Regions from separate parts of the Homo sapiens genome. Here region 2 is linked to region 1. Evidence: chromatin loops called from intact Hi-C (ENCODE). Cell type or tissue: dorsolateral prefrontal cortex. All regions are shown on one strand. Links, peaks and the distances in the headings refer to the core of each region. The heading gives the core; the rest is flanking DNA.

The links. A loop is a pair of places that touch in the nucleus more often than their neighbours do. Peaks named below come from ENCODE experiments on the same cell type or tissue, not always from the same donor. Only the 100,000 strongest peaks of a DNase experiment are listed, where the experiment ranks them.
Region 2: it touches region 1 in a loop (35-fold over the local background); 4 of 110 quality-filtered maps call a loop at or near these places.

What each region holds. Positions count from the first base shown.
Region 1 is chr6:90,856,224-90,868,074 of GRCh38, forward strand. The region is part of intron 2 of LOC107986623 (a long non-coding RNA gene); the gene reads left to right. Among named protein-coding and RNA genes, the nearest start is that of MAP3K7, 280 kb to the left of the region's middle. In dorsolateral prefrontal cortex, for the core only: a CTCF peak has its summit at 3,593 (motif pointing right); DNase peaks (open chromatin) are centred at 3,609 and 4,793; H3K27ac peaks cover 964 bases.
Region 2 is chr6:90,603,490-90,615,340 of GRCh38, forward strand. No RefSeq gene overlaps it. Among named protein-coding and RNA genes, the nearest start is that of MAP3K7, 22 kb to the left of the region's middle. RefSeq lists enhancers at 6,392-6,892, 6,893-7,393, 8,351-9,299 and a silencer at 7,581-7,650. In dorsolateral prefrontal cortex, for the core only: a CTCF peak has its summit at 6,209 (motif pointing right); DNase peaks (open chromatin) are centred at 7,015, 7,642, 7,692 and 7,792; H3K4me3 peaks cover 2,396 bases; H3K27ac peaks cover 2,183 bases.

The DNA of each region.
Region 1 (11,851 bases), core at 1,369-9,368:
GCACATTAGGGCTGTCCTGATTTTTACAGAATTCCTTTGAACCTCTATTCCATCTGGGTGTGCACATTTTTTGATGCTCAGATTATGTAATTTTGTTTTGTTTTCTGTTTTGCTGTTCTAGGCAAGGAAGAGGAATTCAGACTCTTTTGGGGGGTCTTCTTGCTTCACTACATACAAATCACCAATTGCTGGAACTTCATGGAGAATTAGAAAGGTTTCTTCATCCCAGTCAATTCTGTGTCATCAATAAATATGGTTACATTGATAAATAAGGTTAACCTGAAAGTCCAACTAACATTTTCTTTAAATATATTTTGGAGCAGATCTTGAAATCTCCTTAGGTAGACTGTTATAGTGTTGATTCATCTTTACTTTGTGGATCTCTTTACCTTAGGTTGTACAAATCCTTCAAATTTAAGTCCATATTTTTCTGGTTCCATTTTCCACAGAGATGGAGATCCGGTTAGGTGTCTTGTCTCCTTGTGGTAATACAAGCACCAATTAAATCACAGTTTTAAAAGGCAGAACAATTTGAGATTCTTATTTCTTTTGTGCATCTAGTTTCTAATCTTGTTAATGCCTTTTTTTCTTTGTGACCTTCTTAAATATTTGTAAGCTTTTTTTAAAAAAATTCTTTTTTAATAACATGTTTGACTGCTTACTTGTTATGTGTCAGGCAGTGTTCTAAGCACTTCACATGTCATTACATGCTTTACCAAATTAGTAGATGTGCATTATTGAAGCCTCATGGGTTTCTAAAAAATTAATCATTTTGCATAAAGATTCTGACATTTCTCTCAAGCAAACAGAAATAATTTTTTCTGGTCATTATTTCTTGTTTTCCTACCTTGTAGGGGCTCTCTGGAAATTGATTTTCGATTTGCACCAGTTGTTTTAATATTCTAGTGTTTTCCAATTCTGTCAGTATTAGTAGCTTCGATGAATACTGCAATTTACCCTGACATTCAGGAAAGCTCAATATGCTAATTAAAAGATGCTGATCAGGAGATGTTAAATTTCTGTTAGGATCCAGTTAAATATAACACAAAGATTTCTGACAGAGAAGAAATGGATGATAACAAATATAGAAGCAGGTGGCAGAAACTGTTTAAAAGATCACTAGATGTCATTCTGGAAGATAAGGCAAAATAAGAATATGTGCTAAAACAGAACAGTTTAACCCTTGATAATTATTGGAAAACTTCGTGCCTAACACAGGGCTGTGTTCATTCATCTGGCCATTCAAGGAATAACTATGCTCATGCATGTGGTCCCTGTATTGAAGCTCAGGCACAGTGATTGAGATGTCGTTCTTTTTCTTGAGGGACAAGCTGACAAAGAGCAGAAGGATGTAGGCAGCGCTCACCTCATCCCTGCATTTCATAAGTTGTGAGAATGGCAAGTCTTGCACACTCCTAATATGCCAGTTAGGGGCATTTTGCTTGGGATGCTGTAATTGAGAAAAAAAGAGGAGTGTGCTTAGAGGAAGGTAATTTTTCCTATGGGCGTCCGTGATGACAGCGGGTGTGAAGAATCCTAGTGACTGCGGGAAAGAGTGACTGCTGCTGTGAACCAGGACATGCAGAAAGTTCTGCCAATGCCTCAGGAGGCTAAGAAAGGCCCCTCTCCCAGTCTGGAGCAGGTCTGAATTGGAGAGCCAAGAGGGTGCACAGTGCTAAGGGAGGGGACAGAATCTAGTCCTGGGGGGTTCTTGGGTCCCTGTGATCTGAAGTGGAGGAGGTGATGCTCACTGCGGGCAGAGGCTCTCATGCTCCCTCCACATGCAAAGTTCAGGGTTCCTTGCTGCTTTCGTTTAATAAAACCTCTCTCTACAACCTTTTCTTAATGGTCTCACTGGGATGATTCTGAAGAGAGAATTTATCAGGTCAGGCAGCAACCTTAACCTCTCCAAATCCAGCAACGTCAGTTCTTCTGCGACAGGAAACTTGGGCAATAAGGACCATGAAAATATCCAGTAAATTACCACGATGCTGTCAGTGCTGATACTGTTAAATTTTGAGTAGGAATTTCACAAATTGACCTTTACTGCACTATATAAAATCATATAACATAACATAGTATAATATAACATCCCTGTGAAGTTCTTGTCAATAAATGATAACCACAAGATTAAAAGGTGGAAAACCCTTATTTTCTTAGGGATATCAAAGTACGTATAAGATTTAGGCATCCTATTTAGTCTCAGGTGTAAGACAATTCTGGTCTGTCTCTCCCTTTCTCTCTGCAATTGTTTTTCTGAGCACACTTGACTGAATGCCCTTGATAACTTAGCAGTAGCCACCTATCATGTGCCTCTTATGATGTGTTGGACATTTTGCATGTATTATTACAGCCAATACTCACAGAAACTCTGCCAAGGTAGGTATTATTATGTCTCATTTACACATTGAAAGTTGAAATCATTTGGAGAGATTTGTTCCAGAGGCAGAGTGGAGGTTCAAGCCCAGGCCTGACAGGTGCCAGAGCTGCAGTCCTCTCTCCACAGATACAGCCACCTCCTAAGAAGGGCTTCCTGCACATGTTTACAACACACCTCATCAGGGTCATTATAAGCTTTCTTTGACAACTAATAAGATTTCAGATATACTTCTAAAAATCAAAAGAGCAATTTTATCAGCAAATACAGCACTTACAAGGGGAAGCAATATTATTAAAAATAATAATATTTTCCAAGTATTGTGATTTAAATAGCCATTACTCCAGTGTGGCAGTATTTAAGATAGTGTTAGCAGGAATCAGTAATGCCAAAAATTAAATATGACATTTACTTTGAAACCAGAGTTTATACAGTACGGTTCCCTTGTCCAAACAGATCAGAACGACACGTCTTTATGTTCTGTCTAAAGATAGTTGTCCTGCTATCACTACACATTTGTCTGGAGTGGGTGGTCTGGGAGATGTAACTGTGTCCCTGCTCGGTAGGCTCAGCAGTTCACAGTGTCTGTTACTTCCAAATGCTGCTCGACTTTTGGCTGTTGGGTTCATCCTCCTACGTTGAGTCAAAGGGGTCAGATAAGTCCTTTGGAATGTCTTGTTCCAAATCACTGCTGCTGTTACTAAGCAAAAGCAAAAACAGTGCAGCCGCAGCCATGTGGGAACTGGCCTCGAGGCTTGAACAGTGGTGGATGAGACAGATGGGCTAATGCCAAGGACAGTTGCCCTACTGGTCACTTTCTTAGAGACTGGAAATAAATGCCATGGTCCCCTGTGCTCCAACTCATCTCTGTGTTGGTGACCTAGACCAAGGGCCATCTGAGCCTAGTGCGAGCATGCTCACATCTTTATGAGCCTATCCTTGCCGGTGTGTTTTTGTGGACCAGTGTCTGTGCCTTTGCACCATGAGCTAATACTCCTGAGATATATTTATCTCAGGAGTCAAGTCAGTTTTTCAGCTGCGCCAATGATTTGGTAGGGGTAAACCTTGAAGCAGGACAATTCTTTTTTTTTTTTTTTTTTTAAATGAAGTAAAACAGCGTGTTAAGTAAGGGCTAATAGAACTAGTGTCTGAAGATGTTTTGTCTTGTAATATATGTGCATCACACAAGGTGGCAGAATAAGCATAAGGCGATCCTCCAAATGCCAGGCGGGGATGCTGCATTGTTTGCAAGGCAGGAGCTGGTCACTAGCCCCTACCTTCACTGCTGCAGCTGCAGCTGCTGCTTCTCTGTGAGTGTGCTCACGTCTGTGTTTGAGGGGAATATGCCACGTAGTTTAATAATTTGCTGGCACCCCATCCTTTGCTTTCCATGAGAAACTGTGTTAGATGATTAGACCGCCCTGGTTTATGAAAATGCATACCTACTCCTGGCTCTGGTTTATATGCTTTCTCTTTGATTGAAAATGCAAGCTCATTCTCCATCAGCATTCTAGTTCAACTCAAGGGCATTGTAAAAGCACAGCCACAGACAGTTTTATAACATAATATCAAATTTTAACTTTTTTCTTCTCCATATAGGGTGTAAATATGAAGTTAAATATTTATTGTTTGTCAAGCATATTAACACTGTTTGTTTCTCTCCATAAGGAGAATTAAAAGTTCCTGGATTTATTTTTAAATTTAATTGAATAGTTAATACTTAATTTTAATCATTATTAATTTAATTTTTAATGTAGTCATTTTTATGGCTGAATTAAATATTTTACCAGACTCAAGCTTGTGAACAAGGCCATTAGCAATTGACTACATAGGACTGTCAGGCCAAGCATCAGAAATACTACAGTAGAAATTTATCTGTACTATTAACCTATTCAGTACAAAGAAATGGGACATCTTTCAAAGTCATGAGGAAAACATTTGATCTCTCAAATAAAAAAAATGGAAGCTACGCATAGGCCCCATTTCTCATATAAAATTCACGTGTCTTAGCTTCAGAAGTTTTAACTGACAACAACTTATTTTCCCAAGTTCTATATGGAAAATATCAGGGTCAGCTATGGGAGGGGATAAAATGCTCATTCTCCATAAAGTAGGTCAGACAATTTGCCAAGCTAGATCACCAGGGAGACAGCTGACTATGGCTGGTCATCTTTGGTCAGTTCTTTCATCTTCTCTTCCCTATGATCACTGTTTTTCAAGGGCTTTCAATACTTCTCTCAAGTTCTGCTGGTTCCTGAATCTGTGTCTCTCCTCTCGCTTAGCTTAAATTGTAGTCCTTATTTCTAGGCTTCTTGCAGTTGGCTGCATCTCATCATTTCCTCCTCCACCTAACACCTACCAGCACTGTGCTGGAGTTAGCTCAGACTGGCTTGGGAAAGCCAATTTTGCATATCTTTTCCCAAGTTCTCAGTCAGTGACGTCAGGTTGAAAGCTTAAATTGGCCATGGTGGGAGTATTTACACCACAAAAATCAGCCAACACCATGAAAAGTCAGGGCTCTTCCCTCCCATCCTCCAAGCCAGTGTACCTGCCCACCACTATGTAAGACCATGGATTCCAATGAAGAACCCCAACTCCAAGTTGATTCTGTCATTTCACACCCCTGAATATGTGGTTAATGGCACACCGCATGAAGTTAATCTTCCATGTGTTAACCTCCCTAACTGGAAAAAAATATATTTATTCACAGAACTGATGGTATTCTTGTTCATGTTTAGGAAAGACAGATGACTGCATTACGCAGCTGGTGTGCCATTTAAACCATTGTGCACACAGCAGCTGGGCAGAGATTTAAATGGAAAATGTCTCCACCTATAGACCATGCCAAAAATGAACTGCAAATGGTCCAAACACCACAGTAAGTTTCGTGAAATGTCTGACACTTCTTCAATATACTGGCTACTCCTAGAGAGCTTGGCATTGTTGCCCAGTGCAGAGAATTGCAAAGTCACTTGATTTTTGAGGGAATTTACAATCTGCTTTATCTTGTGGGTTTTTGTTCCTCTAAAAAGAGATGTCCCAACTTTCTGCACTACATTGGAATCTTTTCTCCTAGAATTCAAATAATCTGTCAAGGTCAAGTATTCAAAGTGTTCAAAAATTCATAAAAATTCAGAACATTCTTTAATCTGGAATTCAAAGCCCTCTCCAATATTTTTCCAGCCTACTTCCCAATCTGTTGTTCTCTGTGATTTCTGACCACTCCATCTTTGCTCACACTGTATCTTCCGCCTGAAGTGTTTTTTATTTAATCTTCTCTATTTTATTAAAACTTTATCCTGTTTCAAGGCGGATGTGAAAATCCACCCCTCTATAACGCTTTCCTGATTTCCCCACTTGGAAATACATATGTTCTTCACAGGACACTTACAACAGTTTCTATACCTGTTAGGTTGCTTACTAATTTTTATATTTGCACATGTGTTTTATCTTCCTTACTAGATTTGAAAACGTAAGCCGTGCGTGCTGGTTATTAAGCTATTGACTCTCTGCTCAATTTGCCCTTTTTCACTCTGCATATGAAGCTGGGGCTGATACTATGCAAACCATACGTCTGGTTTGCTGGCTGCTTCCTGTCAGGGGCACCAGGTGGAGAAACTGGAAGGAAGAGGTGGGAGGGAGACGGAAATTGTTTCTTCCTGTTTGCTTCATGTTCCTGAAAACGATATTCCAAGGATGGCACATCACTCAGTCAGTAGCAGTTGGTTCCAGCCTGCAGCTTCTCTCCAAATGCCAGAACCCACCTCATAGTGTCCCTCAGAGGCACCAGCATCATCCATGTTTCTCAGGCATCTGGACCCCAGCTCCTTGAGGCCTGTCCTGTGAGCTTTGCTAAGTAGAAGCCCCTGCTCAGATATTAGAGCCCAGCTCTGAGTGGGCCCTCCTCTAGCTTCTAGGTCCTTCCCTATGTTTCCTCAGCCCAAGAATGCACCGCGTCTTGCAATTATGAAGTCTATGTTGCCCCAACCTTCCTTCTAAAAGGTCGTTTCGGTTCTCTAACACCCGCATTATCAATTCTCTATAATAAATACCCTGTTGAAATATCCAGTGTGGTTTGTCTGTTCCTGACTGGACCCTGAATGCTACACAATGACCGATCCATCTGGTTTCCTCCTTTGTCCAACCCCTAACCCAGTTCCTACCAGTGTGGTTTGCACACAGTAATTCCTTAATAAATATTTGTTGAACGGATGAATGAATATTTATTAAGATAAAAGATCCTGCTATATTTCATTATTCTGTCTTTTCTTCTCCATTTTCATGATTACTATGTTCAAATAAGAAGCCTCAGTTATCATTCATGGGCAATTTTAGTGGGTCAGGAAGCATTTCCTTGGGGTTTATGGGATGGTTTAAAATGCATGACTTGCCACTATACTTCACAAGCAGTAGAAAACAACATATGCATTATGCAGGGCTCCTTTGTGTTGATCACTCTTCTGCAGACTTTAGAGAAGTTTTTGTACTGAGAAAGATGCTACTTTCCTCATGTGTACTGGTAACAGAAATGGACATGATTTATGATATGCACATCAAGAGGGTGACTCTATTAGCCACTCTTTTACTCCCTCTTGAAACTGAATAAGGATTTTTTTTTGAGGATATGATTTAAGGCCAGATTGTGTAGAAAACAGCTGCTCTACAAGCATGTGAATAATTGCTGCTTTAACCAGAGTAAACTTTGCAGAAGGCTGAAGGCATTATCCATTACATTAGAAGAAGATAAAAAGAGCGCCAAGGGGAATGTAGAAACTGACCAACTGGGTAATCAGCAAGGATGTGATTATTCTAGACTGGAATATATGAAATGCTCAAGTCCAGATATGTGATGCACACATAGAAATCTATTAAAATTGTATACATCTCGGTTCCTGCCTCCCTCCCTCCCAGGGCTTACATCAGCTTAAACAACTGATATCATTAAAGTGCCTTTGAGGAAACTCCTTGAATACAGGTGGGAAACTGGCAGTTATGGCAATGATAGTAGCTGGAATATTTTTACTCTGTGTTTTACTGATTTTGACCATCATTAGCATACAGACAAAGCCAGAATCTAGTGAACAAATGAAGCATCACTAAACCACTCGGGAGATAAGCCACACCCTGTGCTCACTGTTTTCACGTAGCCTATGTCATTTGGGAATCATGCGAACATCATTCCTCACCAAAAATGTGACTTTGCTTAATATATTGTTTGCTAAATATAAATAACCTAGAGGTAGGTAAGTTGCAGATCAGCAGTGTTGAGAAACTTTTTCTAAATCCTTCTAATCTAATCTTCAACACCTATATTACAGTATTTGGACTTGGATAATTTTCTGTAACCAACAGAACACCAGGAAACTTTCAAAAACATACAGTTTTTGGCTCTCTAAAAAAAAGGATAAAGAAAACGCATTCTGAAGAGGATCACTGAAGTGGTTTGAAGCATGGATGGGCACCCCGGGAGTGAGTTGGTATTATGTCTGCATGTACTTTGGGGTAGCATGATGTTGTGTAACAACCACAGGCTTTGAGTTGGTAGAACTGAGTTTAAGTCTTATCTCCTCTGCTAGCAAACCTCAGTTCTCACTTTTATAAAATGGGGATGGCAATATCTCCCCAACAGATTACAGGGAGGATCAAGTGCTCTTACCTTTGTGAAAGCTCTTGGGACAGTGCCAAGCTTGTAGTAGGTTCACAATTAATGCTGGTTGAGTTTGAAAGGACCAGGTGTAGAAGTTGGCATAGGAAGTCACAATGGAATAGGCTAGTGGTCAGCACAGGTGCTGAAATCCCTGGCTGGCCTCACAGGGTGAGTGGAACACTGTCCCACCACAAGGAAAGCTATGGTAATTCTTCCGTGCCTCTGGAACATGTGATCAGGTGTGAAAATCAGTGGGCTCAGAATAGGGTGCAGAGAAGGTGGATGGGGGTGTGGCCTCAGGGCAAATGAAGCACTGGAGGCTTGTGAGTCCTTGCATCATTTCTTGGCCATGAAAGCCCCTCATGTACAAACTCAGACCCTCTGCTGTCCCACCACTCCAACATCCCAGTATCTTTATCCTCTTCCTCTTAGGCCCATGTTGTCAAAACATCATACCTCTGATCTGAGCATGCTTCGCTCTACACCTATAAACTCCATGTCTGTGCAGTTTGAGTTCTAAGTTTTACAGCTGTTTTGTCCTCCCAGACTGCACACTATTTCATCTCACTGCTAAACATTTTCTTGCCTTAGGTAGTCTATGTCCCTCCTTCATATGTGTTACTCCTAATTAGCTATGATATTGGAAATCAGCTCCCCACTCTTCAGAATCATGGGAAAAATAAGCATAAATGATTGATGATAAAACCCCAGGTGGCTTTCCTATGAGTCAAGTGCCTCAGCTTTAGTGTCTGGAGTTAGTGGCATATTTTGGCTGCTTTGAGACCTCTTTACTTTCTTCTTAGTTCGAAGCTGTGTTCTGAAAAGGTGACATTGCTTATTGTAAAGTTCTAGATGAAATATTATTGTATTGTCCTTAATCCTTTTCTGGTAATAGGGGACAATATTACTGATTCACTGGGCACCTGCCATTAAGTGGAGAGAGACAGCATTATGTGCTGCCTCGTTTTGAAGGGCTCCTGGTGTTGATAAGAGCATTCAGAAGAGCTCGATGCAGACACTAACTTATCTGGCCTCCTTGGCAATTGCTTGTGGATGAATGGGCAAGTCAAGTCCTTGTAAAGAAAGGTCAGGATGAAGGTTAACAAATATATTTTTGAGGTTTGAGACATGAATAAGCAGAAACTGTCAGAGGTTGAAAGGGAAAAGAAAAGGGAAAAAGGGAATTCAGGACCATTTTCAGACAAGAGAGGAGAAAGAAAGCAGACAAAGAAACATATGGGGGAGGAAGTAGAGAAAGAATTAATGAATACTGGCACAGTGACCCTCCGCTGCAGTGGGATTAATAGGTCTAGGTGAGCATCCCTTGACTAAGACTGATCGCTGAGTACAGACACAAAATATAAGGGCCAGCTCCAGGAAAATCCATGGAGAGAAGCACAGTGTGATTAAGATGCAGTCCCTGCTAAACTCTGACCTGGGAGAGTGAAGAGAAAGTGAAAGGTGAGTCACTAGGAAATAGTATGAGCGATATTGTGATGAGAAGAGAAAGTTAGGGAGTCAGAAGGTGGAACAGTAGTTTGAAATAAACTGTGCAGCTTAGCATGCTGGGGCAGAGGTAAGCAGTGGCAAAGAGGGATAGAGCATGAGGACCCTTGGTGTCATCTGGTGAGGTCCAGGAAACCAGACATTGAGGGCATGGAATGAAGGACTCTAGATATTTCTGTGCTAGCAAAAGATACACAAAGGAGAGCTGCATTTTGGGCTGGAAGGGCCTGTAGGGGAATGTGGGTAATGTGCATGGTAAATCTTACACAGTAATATTAGCCAGTGGCATTGCAAATTGATCTTGCCTCTTTGCCAAGTACTGTCCTAAGACTTGGGCTACCACCATCTCTGGTCTGAGCCACTGTCGTTCCTTGCCTGGATTACTTAATAGCTTCTTAATTGGATTTCCCACTTTCACCCTTGCCCTCTAAGGTCTATTTTCAATAGGGCAAGCCAGAATGATATGTTTTAAACTGTAAGATCTTATTTCTTTTCTGCATAAAACCTTGTGATGATCTCCTCTTCACCCAAAGTAAAAAACAAAGTTCTGACAAGGATTTACAAGGCCATACATGATCTGTGCCCTCCCAGCACTGTTCCTCTGTCATTCTGCTTCCTATGATTCTTCCACTTGTTTAGTCTGTGCCAGTTAAATGCCCCCCTTGCTATTCCTCAAATATGCCAGGTGTACCACTTCCCAGGGACCTTGGCTGGTCGTTTCCTCTGCCTGGAGTGTTCTTTCTCCCAGATACCCACATGGCTAACTCTGTCACCTCCTTTGCTCAAATGTCGTCTTCTCAGTAAGTCCTGTATTGACCACCTTATTTAAAATTGTCACTCACATATTCCCCTTCTGCATGTCCTCCCCACTTCATTCCAATCTTTTCCTGATTTTTCTTTATTGCCATAGCCCTTATCACTTTCCAACATACTATGTAATCCAATTATTTGGTTTGTTGTTCATTGTTTGTCTCCTCCATTAGGAGCTTCCACTGTGAGCTCCACAGGGAAGGAATTAATAAATTGCTCATCAGTGTACCCCAAGTGACTAGACCACACCTAGTCACCTAGAAATCACTTGGTTTTGGACTGACTGACTTAATGGAAAATAAGAATGAACTAAATGTGGGTAGTGGAGAAAGGCAGGGGAAGGAGATTGTTCACATTTGAGCAAAGTTAAGTACAATGGGAATGGCGGGCGGCATGGAAGGATAAGACTAGAAAGTAGGTGATAAGGATTTTGGTCCAGGGGAGATGAGAAGCCATGTAATTATTCTAAGTGGTGGTGATGACATAGTTTGATTTGCATTTGGAAAAAAAAATCAGTAGCTGAGTAGGGACAACCATTGAAATTGCTGGTTACAGGAGGCCAAGAAAGAGATGGTAGCTTAGACCAGGAAGATGTTGATATAGGAGAAAGTGGTGGATGGATTATAGAAATATTTGCACATGCCAGAATAGAGTAGTGAGCAAAGTTTGTGGGGGAAAACAAAACAAAAAATGAAAAGCAGGAAATGGCAAGCCTGGCTTCCATGCTGGATGGATAGTAGCATCATTCATTGCAATGAGGAACCCTGGGAAAGGATCAGGTTTTGGAGGAGAGATCATGAGTTCAATTGGCGACAGGTTGAATGTGAGATGCTATTGTGGATTGAATTGTGTCCTCTCAACTCCAGTTCATTTGTTGAAGTCCTAATCCCCAGGATCTCATTTGGAAATAGGGTTGTTGCAGACGTAATTAGTTAAGATGAAGTCATACTGGAGTAGGGTGGTCCCTTAATCCAATATGACTCTTTTTTTTTTTTTTTTTGACAGAATCTCGCTCTGTCACCAGGCTGGAGTGCAGTGGCATGATCTCGGCTCACTGCAACCTCCGCCTCCTGGGTTCAAGCAATTCTCCTGCCTCAGTCTCCCGAGTAGCTGGCACTACAGGTGTGTGCCACCATGCTCGGCTAATTTTTGTATTTTTAGTAGAGATGGGATTTCACCATGTTGGCCAGAATGGTCTCGATCGCTTGACCGCGTGATCCGCCCACCTCGGCCTCCCAAAGTGCTGGGATTGACTGGTGTTCTATAAAAAGGGGAAATTTGGACACAGAGACAGACACACATAGAGGAAAGATGATGTGAAGAGGCACAGGGAGAAGATGGCTATTTACCAGTCAAGGAGACAGGCTGGGAACAAATCCTTCCCTCACAGCGGAAGGAACCAATTCTGTCGACGCTTTAGTTTCGAACTTCTAGTCTTCACAACAGTGACACCATATATTTCTAATATTTATGCTGCCCAGTTTGTGGTACTTTGTTACATCAGCCCTATC
Region 2 (11,851 bases), core at 1,422-9,421, 250 kb before region 1:
AACCTACTGACAAAGTCTGAGCATCTGGATCCAGTAGTGCCTGGAGATCCACCTCTCCACTCTTACTTGAACCATTAATTTCCAACTGCTCCACCAACGCTCTCCCACCATCCTTTCGCAGATTGTGTTTTTCTCTCACTTTTTTCCCAATACTTACTATGTAAATCTATATGAATCCATTGTTCTCCTTCCCTCCACAGGAGTTTTGTGATCAAAATATGAAATTGGCCCTTGTCCTATGTGTGGCAGAGTTAGGGTTTTCTTTGCTGTGGAGCCAAAAGAAGTGCCCTGTGGTGTTGAATTCATAGTTAAATGCAGAGCCATTAAACTGAGTATGACCTGAATCTATGATTGTAAAGAAAATGTACTGTTTACTGAGCTCCTGCTATTTCAGACGTTAGGGAAAGAGTAATGAGTGACACAAATAAAAATCCCTTGACTTCTTGAAGCTGACATTCTTGTTGTATTATTTCAGAAGCTTTGGTACCTAGAACTGGAGCTATTTCTGGGTCACGTGGCACTCAGGAAGACTTCATTTCTCTGCCCAAAACTCTTAAATTATTTCCCACTGTGCTTAAATAAAAACCCAAAGGCCTTAACATACTTTTTAGGCCTGCGTGATAAAATCTGGTTCATACTCACTTGTCCGAAACCTTATCCAAGGACTTATACCTTCCCTGGTTTACACCAGTTTACACCAGTCACACCAGATTTCTTCCCTTTCCTCTAACGTTAATCTGTCTCAGACACTTTCATATTTTCTTCAGCCAGTCTTGACTCTCTTCCCCTCTCTACCCTGTACTTCACTTCACATGGTCCCAGCTTAAATGGCATTTCTTTGGAGAGCTCTTCTTTACCCAACCCATCTAAAGTGAGTTGCCTTAATATAATCTCAGAGAACTCTGTTTTTTTCATAGTATTTATAATAAATTGTTATATATTCATGTATATCTATTTATATGCATATATATTTTGGTGTTTACTAACTCTGCCACCATTGTCAGCTCTGTGAGGTCAGAGGCTATATCTGTTTTGTTTGCCACCAATTGGTCAGTGCCTGGCATAGTGCCTAGTACAATGCAGAAACTGAAATATATTTGTTAAATAATTATGTGGCTTGACCTCAAGCTCTTTAGTGGTAGCCTCAACTCTCTCAACCCTTATTTGAGTCTCATGCTTCCAAGTCTAGGACTCTTCCCAGCTCTCTTCTTTATCCTAGGGGTCATTCTGGTATAGCAGTCATCATCTATTTACGTGATAGGCTGGGTCTCAGGCTCCAAAGTGGGAAAGTGACCACAGGGACATGATGAGATAACAGGAACCAAAACAGAAACTCCACCCTTACAACTAGAGCTTCCCAGAGCTGGGATTGAAAGGGACAGGATAATTCCAGAATTCTACTTATCATCCCTAGGGCACTGAACCCCAAGCCTGACTGTGGGTGGAAGAGGCTCAGGCATCAACATGGAAGCCAGTGATGAGACTGAGAAATGGGCAAGTGTCTGCTTCTAAGCTTGTTTCGAGTGTGATGTTTGTGTGTTAAGTGAGGGGTAGCTGTGTAATGAACAGCTGTATCTGCTTACATACTGACTACCTAACACTGAGAATGACTGGATAACCGGGAAAAAACTGACCTCAAGGTGGGAAACCAGTATAACCAATTGTGGGGATCTAGGGGAGTCAGAGGCAGGGAAAATTAGAAGAGCTGACATTCTGATCTTGCCTATTCCCATTATTCTGGTTCTTTGTTGTTTTAGATGGCGTGTAAACAGATTCTTAGTCTACTCTTGTCCCTTTTAGACTTCAAACCTTCTTGGATTCAAGGAATTAATTTTCCCCCCGATATTTTATTATTAAACATTTCAAACATACATCAAACTTGAAGTAAGTTTACAGTGAATACCCAAATGTCTGTCACCTAGAGTCTATCATTAAAATTTTACTCTGCTTGTTTTATGCATCTCCATCCATCTATTTAGCCCTTTATCCACCCATTACTACATCTTAATTTTTGATGTATTTACTAGTGAAAGTAGATTGCAGTCATTGGTACATTTTCCCCTAAATAGTTCAGCACTGATAACATTAACAAGAATTCAGTATTTTAAACATATTTTTCTTCTGCGAAAAATTTTACATACAATAAATGCACATATCTTTAGTATACATTCACTGAGTCTCAACAAATGAATATACCTTTATAAATGAAAGCCTATTATATTATAAAACATTATCCATCATCCCAGAAAGTTCCCTCATACCCCTTCCCTGTCAATCCCTACCCCAAATGCTGGAGACCAGGGCTGTTGTGTGTTTTTTTTTGGGGGGGGGGAGGAGGGGGAAGGAGAGTGGGAGTTTATTCTATTATAGTTTCAAGACATTGTTTTATACCAACTGGAGTCATTAATGAGTTCTCAAATAATCTTTCTTTGATAGTGATCTATTCTTCTCATGATTCAGATAGAAAGAACTCTGCTTCCAAAATTCAAACTCAGCCAAAGCTTGAAAGAAAGAACTTAGCACAACAAAGCCAGTGTCAGCTTCATAATGACTTTCTCCAGTTGGGCCTACTGTTATGTTATCTAACTCACATTTCCTTAGGTCGCACCAGATACAGGATAAAAATGAGGTCATAGGGTCACAGTTTCACACTAACAAAAACAAAACAGTACTTCTCTGATTGTCACCTCCCCATCCTCCATCTACCCTCAAGTTATTCTGGCCTCTTAAATTTTTACCAGTGCTTTCAGGAAGTCTCCATAGCTTGCTAACACAGCCAAAATCATTCCTCTAATGAGACTGGCTCATTATCCTTTGTTGGGTCAAACCTGTACTATAAAAGTCTCTGTTAACCTAAAGATGAGTTATTTTCCAGGAGCACCTTTTACAAATAGACCTTTGGTAGCCAAATCTTTTTTTTTGGTTTTTTTTTTTTTTTTTGAGACGCAGTCTTGCTCGTCCTCCAGGCTGGAGTGCAGTGGCGCAATCTCGGCTCACTGCAAGCTCCGCCTCCCGGGTTCACGCCACTCTCCCGCCTCAGCCTCCCGAGTAGCTGGGACTACAGGCGCCCACCACCATGCCCAGCTAATTTTTTTTTTGTATTTTTAATAGAGACGGGATTTCACCGTGCTAGCCGGGATGTTCTCCATCTCCTGACCTCGTGATCCGCCCACCTCGGCTTCCCAAAGTGCTGGGATTACAGGTGTGAGCCACCGCGCCCAGCCTGGTAGCCAAATCTAACTTGTCCTCTAAATATGCTCAGACTTGTCGAAATTTTCTGTGGGTTCACAGCTCAGCTTAGTCTTGGTGTCTCCTACTACTATCACAACTGACATCCTTGAAAACTAAACCATTGCCACACCTTTTTTCTAGCTCTTATTCCTCCACTACAATAAAAAACACTTTATGTTAGCTTTTAGCTTTCATACATATCTTTTCATGTATTAAAGTCTGTACAGACTTTGAGATTGGCATGCCTGAACTACCTTCTGTGTACTAAATTTGGACTCTTATAAAGCATCTTATCGGCAATGATTTTGAAATTGTAGTAGGTTGGTGTTGATTGCCAGTCAAAAAGTTAGCTGCACTCATGTTCTTGGCTTTATCCAAACAACTATATTTATTTATATATTTGAATATTCTATTATATTTTCTCCTTACTTCTCATTATTTGAAAAATGAATCCACAATAGAAAAGTGAAAGGGCTGGTAAAATACAAATGCCTAAGTATCTTAATAATATTTTAATAATAAATTTGGGACAAAGACTAAAATGAGCTGAAAGCAGTGACTTGTCAATCTTGAAGTTTCATTAGTCTTAAGTGGTTTGTCCGTGTGTTGAGGTATATTAAAAAAAAAGAAAAATGTATGTGGGATGCTTTAGAAATATATCGTAAAAGATTGGGCTTAAAAGGTGAAGTATAATGAGAGAGAAGACGGTGTAACATTTTGTAGCTCTTTGGGAAGAAAACCCACTGTTAAAATCACTTATTATAATTTACTTTTCCTATTACTATTTTTCATAATTTATAATGGCATATGTACCATGTGATTATCCAGTATAGATTTCTCTCACTATACTATAATCCCCCTGAGTATTTTTTTATTTTAAACACTCTTCCATGAGAAATTAGCAAAATGACTAGCACTTGGATCGATTCAATAAATGTGTTCAATGAATTAATGAACTTGTGTGAATATTCCTATAGAAAAGCTACCTTGATGTTAGGTTGAAAGACATGAATATTTTAAATATCGATGGATGCAGCCAAGTAGCTCTCCAAAAAAGCATAAATCTCATTTGTGTGGTACTGGAAAAAAAATCTTAAAAAGATGTAGGTTTATTTGTTTCCCAGTAAAGAAATTAATACGAAACTATGCTTACAAAAATCCTATTCTGTTGTATTTAAAATGTTCTTTCAGGAAAAGTATATTGTATTGAGAAATTATGTTTTAAAAATTTGCAGTTGTTACTTCTTATAAGTTGATGGTGTGGTTTACTCTGAGGAAGAAACATTTAAAAAACCTGAAACTTGTATGTATAGATGTTGGCCAGGTGAAAAGTGTAGGAAATATTTTTTTAAGTAGAGGAAAAATCCAAATATTCAACAGGAAGGATGAGATTAAATAAGTTATACACATCCATACCTTGAATACCATGGAGTCATTGCAAGGAATGAGGTGGTTCTGTAGCTACTGACACAGAAAGATGTTGTTATGTTATTGAGAAGAAAAAACACAGGTATATAATCCTGTTTTCTTGAAACAAACCAACAAACAAACAATCAAACACTGTTGTGGGTGGGCATGTGTATGCACCCATACAGGCCTGTGCCTGTGCACACAGGGAAACTGTCTAGGAAGATACAAATCAGAACGTTAACTGTGTTACTCCTGGGGAGTGAAAGGGTTGGGGTTATGAGAAGGAGATTTTTAGTTTAATGTACTTCCATTTTAATTGAAAAACGTTTTCCAACCTATGTACATTTTGTAGTGAATGAATCTTTTTAAAGAAGAAAAGAATGTAGTATGTGGAAGCATGGTGGGCTGCTCCTGAAGTGCATTTGTTAATAAACTTGCAGGAAGCATCAGGACATTTCTTACGACATTTATTTATTAGACTTATACAAAATTAGTTGGATTTTTAAAGCCACAGAGCCTGTTGTTTACATTGAATTGTAGGCAGAATTCCTAAATGTGAAAACGATGAAAGCAGACTTGCTTGGTGGAAGCTGCGAGTGAGGGGCCTCTCTCGGTGTTTCCCTCCCCTCATAATCTTTTGACAGCCCCTAGGGCTCTGCTGAACACAGTTTGAAATACACTGGTCTCTTCCTGGGATGCTTTTGATTTAGTCCTTCCTGAAGGTCAGAGGGATATACCAGCCCTGTGATTCTAAAGCACAAAGAATAAAGAATGCCTACAGGTAACCCCTGAATTCCCTCTTGCCTCACGGAAAACACGTTTAGAGCAGGAAACATTCATGTCATTTAAGATATTTCCAGATGTACAATAGATGAGGAGCAGTTTTTGTTTTGCATTTCTTGGCTCTGGAGTCTTACAATTTTACTTTTTAAAATTCAAGCTTTATGATCTGTGCCCTCTTTATATCCTGAAAGTGGCTAGAACGGTTTTGTTAAGGTAACAATTGTTGAGTTCTATAAATGTCTGGCTGCTCCACCCTTCTTAGATATAATGAGACAAACAACTTTAATATATAAAAATTGCTTTGTATTTATCTAAAAATGTTTTTTCCAAGTCCAAGCAATTGAAAAAAAATATATTTTTAAAATGCATAAATTGTATTTAATACTGAAATCAAAGCTAATTTTAAAACAATTATTATTCTGTTAGAATGTGCTAACGGTTTTATATTTACTATTTCATGCCTAACATTTGACGTTTGATTTATGGGATTATTTGCAGCATTAAGAGTAAAATTTCTTAATATCACATATTGTTATGTTTAACTTTCTAGTATAATCTTAAAAGTTTTAATATGAACATGCCAGTGTGTTAAAAATATTAGAGAAAGCATATTATCACAACTAAATTTTTGCTTTGAGCCCCAAATGTCTTTGTTTTTATTTTAATTTGTGTGTGTGTGTGTGTGTGTGTGTGTGTGTGTGTGACTGTAGTATAGGGAAATAAAACCACCATAATATTGAAGGAGAAAAAAATCTCTCTTCCCCACAAGGTGGTACTGTGGTTCTTTTACTTTTTCCAAAATCTTTACCTAGAACTGCTATTTCCCCACTTGTCTTCCTCCCCCCACCTTTTACAGGTGATCTTCAATTAGATTCTAATAAAAATGAGAAATAATTTCAAAGGAAACCTGTTACTTTTAGGTTTGAAGTAACTTGCAAGCAACTAAAAATTATCTTCTTAGCCTTCTTTACAAGAGTTTTTTTTTCCTTAGCTTTTTTCTTCTTTTAAAAAAGTTCGTGTACATACTTTGGTTATAGTTTACGACATTTTATAATCTTTGTGTTATATATACTATGATAGTGTATACAGTGTGGTTTTTGGTTGTAAAGAAATAACGTGTATTTTTAAGTATCTTTAAAATGTTTCAATAAATGAGTATAAATGCAGCTCATCTTTAGGCAATTCAACTTGGTGGTGTTTTAATTTTCTCTCTTAACCAACTTTCATAATTAAGAACTTGATCCAAACCTCATTTCTACAGGTAAAAGTTACGGAACATGGTTTTTAAAAAAACACAAGTCAACATTGTGCTTTTAAATAATATGTTCATATTTGACTATGGAACATCATATACGATTTCGTTTTTCTCTGTACCAAGGACCAAGAGGAGTATTTGGAAGTCTGGGCTCCAGTCTCAGCTCCCCACTCGGCTCGTCGGTCGCGGGCCGACGTTCCTCCAGCCCTCGCATGGATTTCTGGGCCTGGTGTTGGGGACATGGTGACAAAGAAGCCACGGTGGCTCCTGTCCTCAGGGAAGCCGTGGTCTCAGAGGTCCCACGTAGCAGAAATTTCATGGTTGGAAATGGTGCGAAGGGGACGTGTGTCTTAAGACCGTGTTTGTGTAGTAAGCCGAGTTCTTTCTTGACTGTCTGTTTATTTGGGATAGCCCGGCGAGGGGGCGCTGGAGATTATGGGGGTGGGGGCGGTTTCTTGGGGAGGCCTGGGTCTATGGAGTGGAAACCAATCTTTGATGAATTTGGTCACAATAACGAACACGGGAGAAAAAGGAGAATTGAAAGGAAATGGATTCTGCGAGAGACTGGGGAGACAAAACCAAGAGGAAAAACACAGAATCAAAAACGACAGGAAACACTAGAGAAGAGTAGGCAGAAAATAGAGAAGAGGAAGAAACGAGTCGGACGGAGACGGGGCCGGGCACTGGGAGCTTGAGGCTGGGTCTCCATCCTTCCTTTCATCCTCTCGGGAGCCCGCAGAGACGGCGGCTTCAGTCTCGCTTTACGGGTGGGAAAGCAGCGACCTTGAGAGGTTAGGTGACTGCTCAAGGTCACCGAGCTAAGTGCCAGAGCCAGGATTCTCACCGCTCCTCACCCCAGATCGGGGCTCCGGCCAGACCACGCTGGCCGCCGGGGGAGAGGACGCGCGGGGCGGGCAGAGCGCGGCCGGGGGCCGGGAAGGAGCCGGCGCCAGGCGCGCGCGGAGGAGGCGGCCGGGCGGGGAGCCATTTCCTCCCCAAGCAACGGCGCTTTTCAGGGGCGCGACCGGGAAGCCTCTCTTGGCGTCCCTTCCCCAGCCGCAGTTTGGGCAGGGGAGCGAGGGCCGGGAGGCGTCTAGGCTGTGGCGAGGGGAGAAGCATCCCCCATCCCTCCGCTCCCCGTCTCGCTCAAGCTCTTCCTGCGCCACGGGCAGGTCTCCCAGCCTCGCCATCGCGGGGCGTCCCCGTCCCGGCCCACACCTCTTTCCTCTCCAGCCACACCGGCGCGCCCCGAGGGTTGCAGGCGGGGGCTGCACCGGGTTGAAGCCCAGTCAACCACACGTCCCAGGGCTTAGGCGCCGGGCGGGGACAACGTGTCTGCCTGGGCTCAGACGCTGCTAGGGGGCATCCCTGTCGGTGAGACCAGACTCAGACACGAGGGGGCCTGGGCTATTACAAACCTCAGGGTAACTTACAGGAATATACACAAATACACAAGACTAGCAACGTTTGTACCTCAGGGGGCAAATCAAAACAATCACAAGGACGAATCTTGCCCAGTCTATATTGTAAATCGATGCAGTTGCATATTATGAGCACCCCATTCGAAGAATAGCTCCTGCCAGTCCTCAGTGATTATTCAATGATTATCAATTGACGAGACACCTTTCACCTGAAAATGGCTTGTCTGCATTGTCTTTCTTCTCAGAGAACTGCGAATTAAAGTTTCTTTGTTAGGGAGAACAAAGAAGAATCCAAATTATTTTAAGGAGGCTTTAGCATTTGACTTGGCAAACCGTTTTGCTAAAGATCAACCCTTCGCTCTGTGGTTCGCCCCCTCTCTGTCACAGCCTCACAGCCGAGTTGTCTTTGAAACAAGACTAGAGCTCCTGGTGGGTTTGGGGGCTCCCTCTTCTAGAGGTGAGCAATTTAGAGCTAAGGGGAAATTTAGAAGCCGCGTAACAGACCCGTTAACATTCACATCGGAGGCAACTGAGGCCTGCAGAAGTTAAGGCTGTCTTGCCAGTTTGTGCCAAAGCTGGGACCTGACACCGGGTCCGGGCCTGGTGCTGTGCGCGTTCGTTGGAGCAGCGGTTCCCAGTGCTTCCCTCCACGTGGGCGCGCACCCCACGCTCATCCTTCCTCTTGGGAGCCCAGTGAAAACTCCTTTCTTGAAAGTTTGTCAAGAAGGCAATGTCTCTTCCTTTTCATTTAAAAAATTATTTTCTCTCGCTGTCAGATTCATTCTGACATAGATCAGGAGTGGAAAAGTGTGTGGTATAGAATAGAGTCATTAGTAAATCCATCTCGTTTTTTGTTTCATTTGACAGCAACACATTAAATTAATCCCTGTCCAAAAGAATCACATTAAGGGAGCTGTCAATGCTAATCCCTAGCTCATTGTTGCTGCCTAGCTCAGGGTTGACTTTAATAGGTCGCGCTGACATTTGTTTCTTCTGAGAAACATCGGTGACTTCATCCAGACCCAAATCTACTCCCATTAAAAAGTGAAGGCACCCACAAGTTTTTACATACCGTGAATTCTCTGGACTTCTAGTTTAGGATTTGAGCTCTTGTTGGAAATGTTGATTCACATTTATGCCTTTAACGGAATAAAGGTGATTATGACAATAAAAAGTAAGGTAGACTCCTCCCCGAGGAAAAAACCTGATTAAAAAATTAAAAATAAAATGATGTTGCTATTTTTATACCTATTTTTTAGCATCCTGTATTAGTCACTACTGTTGTCTATATACCTGATTGTGTACAAACCAGATTTAAGATTAAAAAAGAAAAAATAAAATTATTGAGAGGAAAATAGATTATATTATATAGACTAATGAAAGAAGGGTTTGGAGAGAGGCAGGGATGAGAGAACCTGGAGACAGATAAGATTAAAAGATCTATAGAAAATGTAGAAAAAAAAAGGAAATTTACTGGCAAATCCAGGTAGTAATTTAGATAGGAAAAATTTAGGCAGCACGGAAACTAGGAAAAATATATTACAATAAGATTAAAACATTTATTTAACCAACATTTACAAAGTATGATAATAATATGTTTTCTTTAAACGTGATCTCTCTGTTTCTCTCCTCTTTACCTCTGCACCCCTCCCCCCAATGATGTGGATTATTTAGCTTTGTGCTTATGACATTTATGGATTCCAGATCTGACAATCATGTATTAGCCTTTGTCTGGGCAGTGAAGAGAAAGGGGAGGACTGATCCAATCTTAAATCATTTGACCCGTTCTTAAAATATACTTCCCACCTGATTATTCTTATTTTTATAGCTATTTGGCAAGGTTTAGAAGACAGAATGGGAGCTAAAAATTGATAAATGATGATCCATTATTGAACAAGCTTATATCGAGTAATTATTGTACAAATACTACAGATTTGCGATATTCATGCATACCAGAAAAGAGGTATGTATATGTATATTCTGTTTTTACTGATTGAACCATGCTTTATTCATATTGCAAAGTGATACTGTGAATCTTTTTGTCAAGCACAAACTCACTTTTGCCTCATTGTTTTGCCCTGAAAATCTGTATTTTCAAGTAAACATGGTGTAGCAGTAATTTTTACTCTCAGGATTTTTGCTATTTCAATTTTAATTACAATTTTGTTTTACATTTGTATATATATATATATATGTATATATATATGTATATATATTATATATATATATATATATATTTCCTTCTGCTTTCTTTGTCTCCTGAGCATCATCTCTGCTCTGTAGGGGTGAAGATTTTCTTTTTATCTTTTTTTTTTCCCTGATACGGAATAGGTGTACATATTTTGGGGAAAAATATATTTTCTTCTACTCATCCTAGGTTCATGGCTGAAGCCCATATAACAAAAGACAGATTAACAAGAGATAAACGTACAAATATATTAAATATAAGTTTTATATGACATGGGAAAATGTCATATCATAAGGAAATGAAGACCTGAAGAACAGTGAAACCTGACTGTTTTTTTCTGGTAGGTTTGGTGAAGAGTGGACATCTGCGGAGAAATATGATAGGACACATAGGGTTTGAGCTAAATATGATAAACTCAGGGAAATTTAGCAAGGACTTTTGATTCTGATTTCTCTCTTTCTACAGAGATAAAGATGTTCTTTTCTCCGAGTATAAGGAGGACGCTTCTCACTTGAGGCTCTTATGACCTCCTTTGAGGGCAGGTCAGAAAATCCTTCCCAGGTTTATGATCTGCTTCAGGGGAGAAGGATGGGAACAGATCAGGGAGACCTTTCTGCTTTTGCCATTTTCTCAAATTATTTTAGCTTAAATTATTCCTTCAGCTCAACATATGCCAAGGTTCCATATTTTGGGGTAGCAAATCTTAAGCCCCATAAGAACATAACTACTTTTGAAATTGCTTTTATGCAGTCTGCAAAACACAGTTTCATCGTGCTGTCTATTGAACGCTATTTTATTTACCTGAATGAAAATAGACTAAGGTTTTGGTGGTCCAAACAACAAGACTATAAAGGATCAGTGAGAAATGAACTATGCATACATTCAAGACCCTCCAGACAAATGCCAGGAGTATGAGGAATAAGAAGTTAGATTCATATTGTGTCAGTGGACTAAAACCTGTTTGACATTTTAGAAATTATTAGGTTAGAGCAGACATGAATGGAATGTTAAAACTCAAAAAACTCTGAACTTAACAATACCCTGTACTTGGCACAATGTATTGTACATAATAGGCATTCAGTAAATAACCCTTAAATCAATAATGAATGTGTGTTAAGCATGTATCGGGGAGGAAATGCATGGTGGAATGATCCAGATAGGAAGCAAAAGAGATGGCCAGAGCAGGTGGCAGAGTTGGCCTTGTGCATTGTAGAAGTGGGTGTAGCTGGTGGTACTTGGCTGGATTGAAATGACTGAGGAGCTGGCTCTGTGAATAAGGTAGAGGGTAAAGCCAGCAGGTAGTAATGCAGTGGGTATGTAAGTACTTATTTTTTAGAAAAGTATTCATATACACTGTTCACTATATTCATGGTCAGACATGAGCTTTGCCTTCAAGGAACTTATATTTCAAAGGAGAAACGTGTTCAAATTTAGGTAACTCAAACATCCTCCCATAGAAAAATGTGTATGTGGAGGTTCTTGGCTTAGCCCTCAAAGGCAGTGGAACTTGTGTCACTGTGGAATGATGTTGTGCCAGGAAATGACTTTCAGTGATTGAACCCC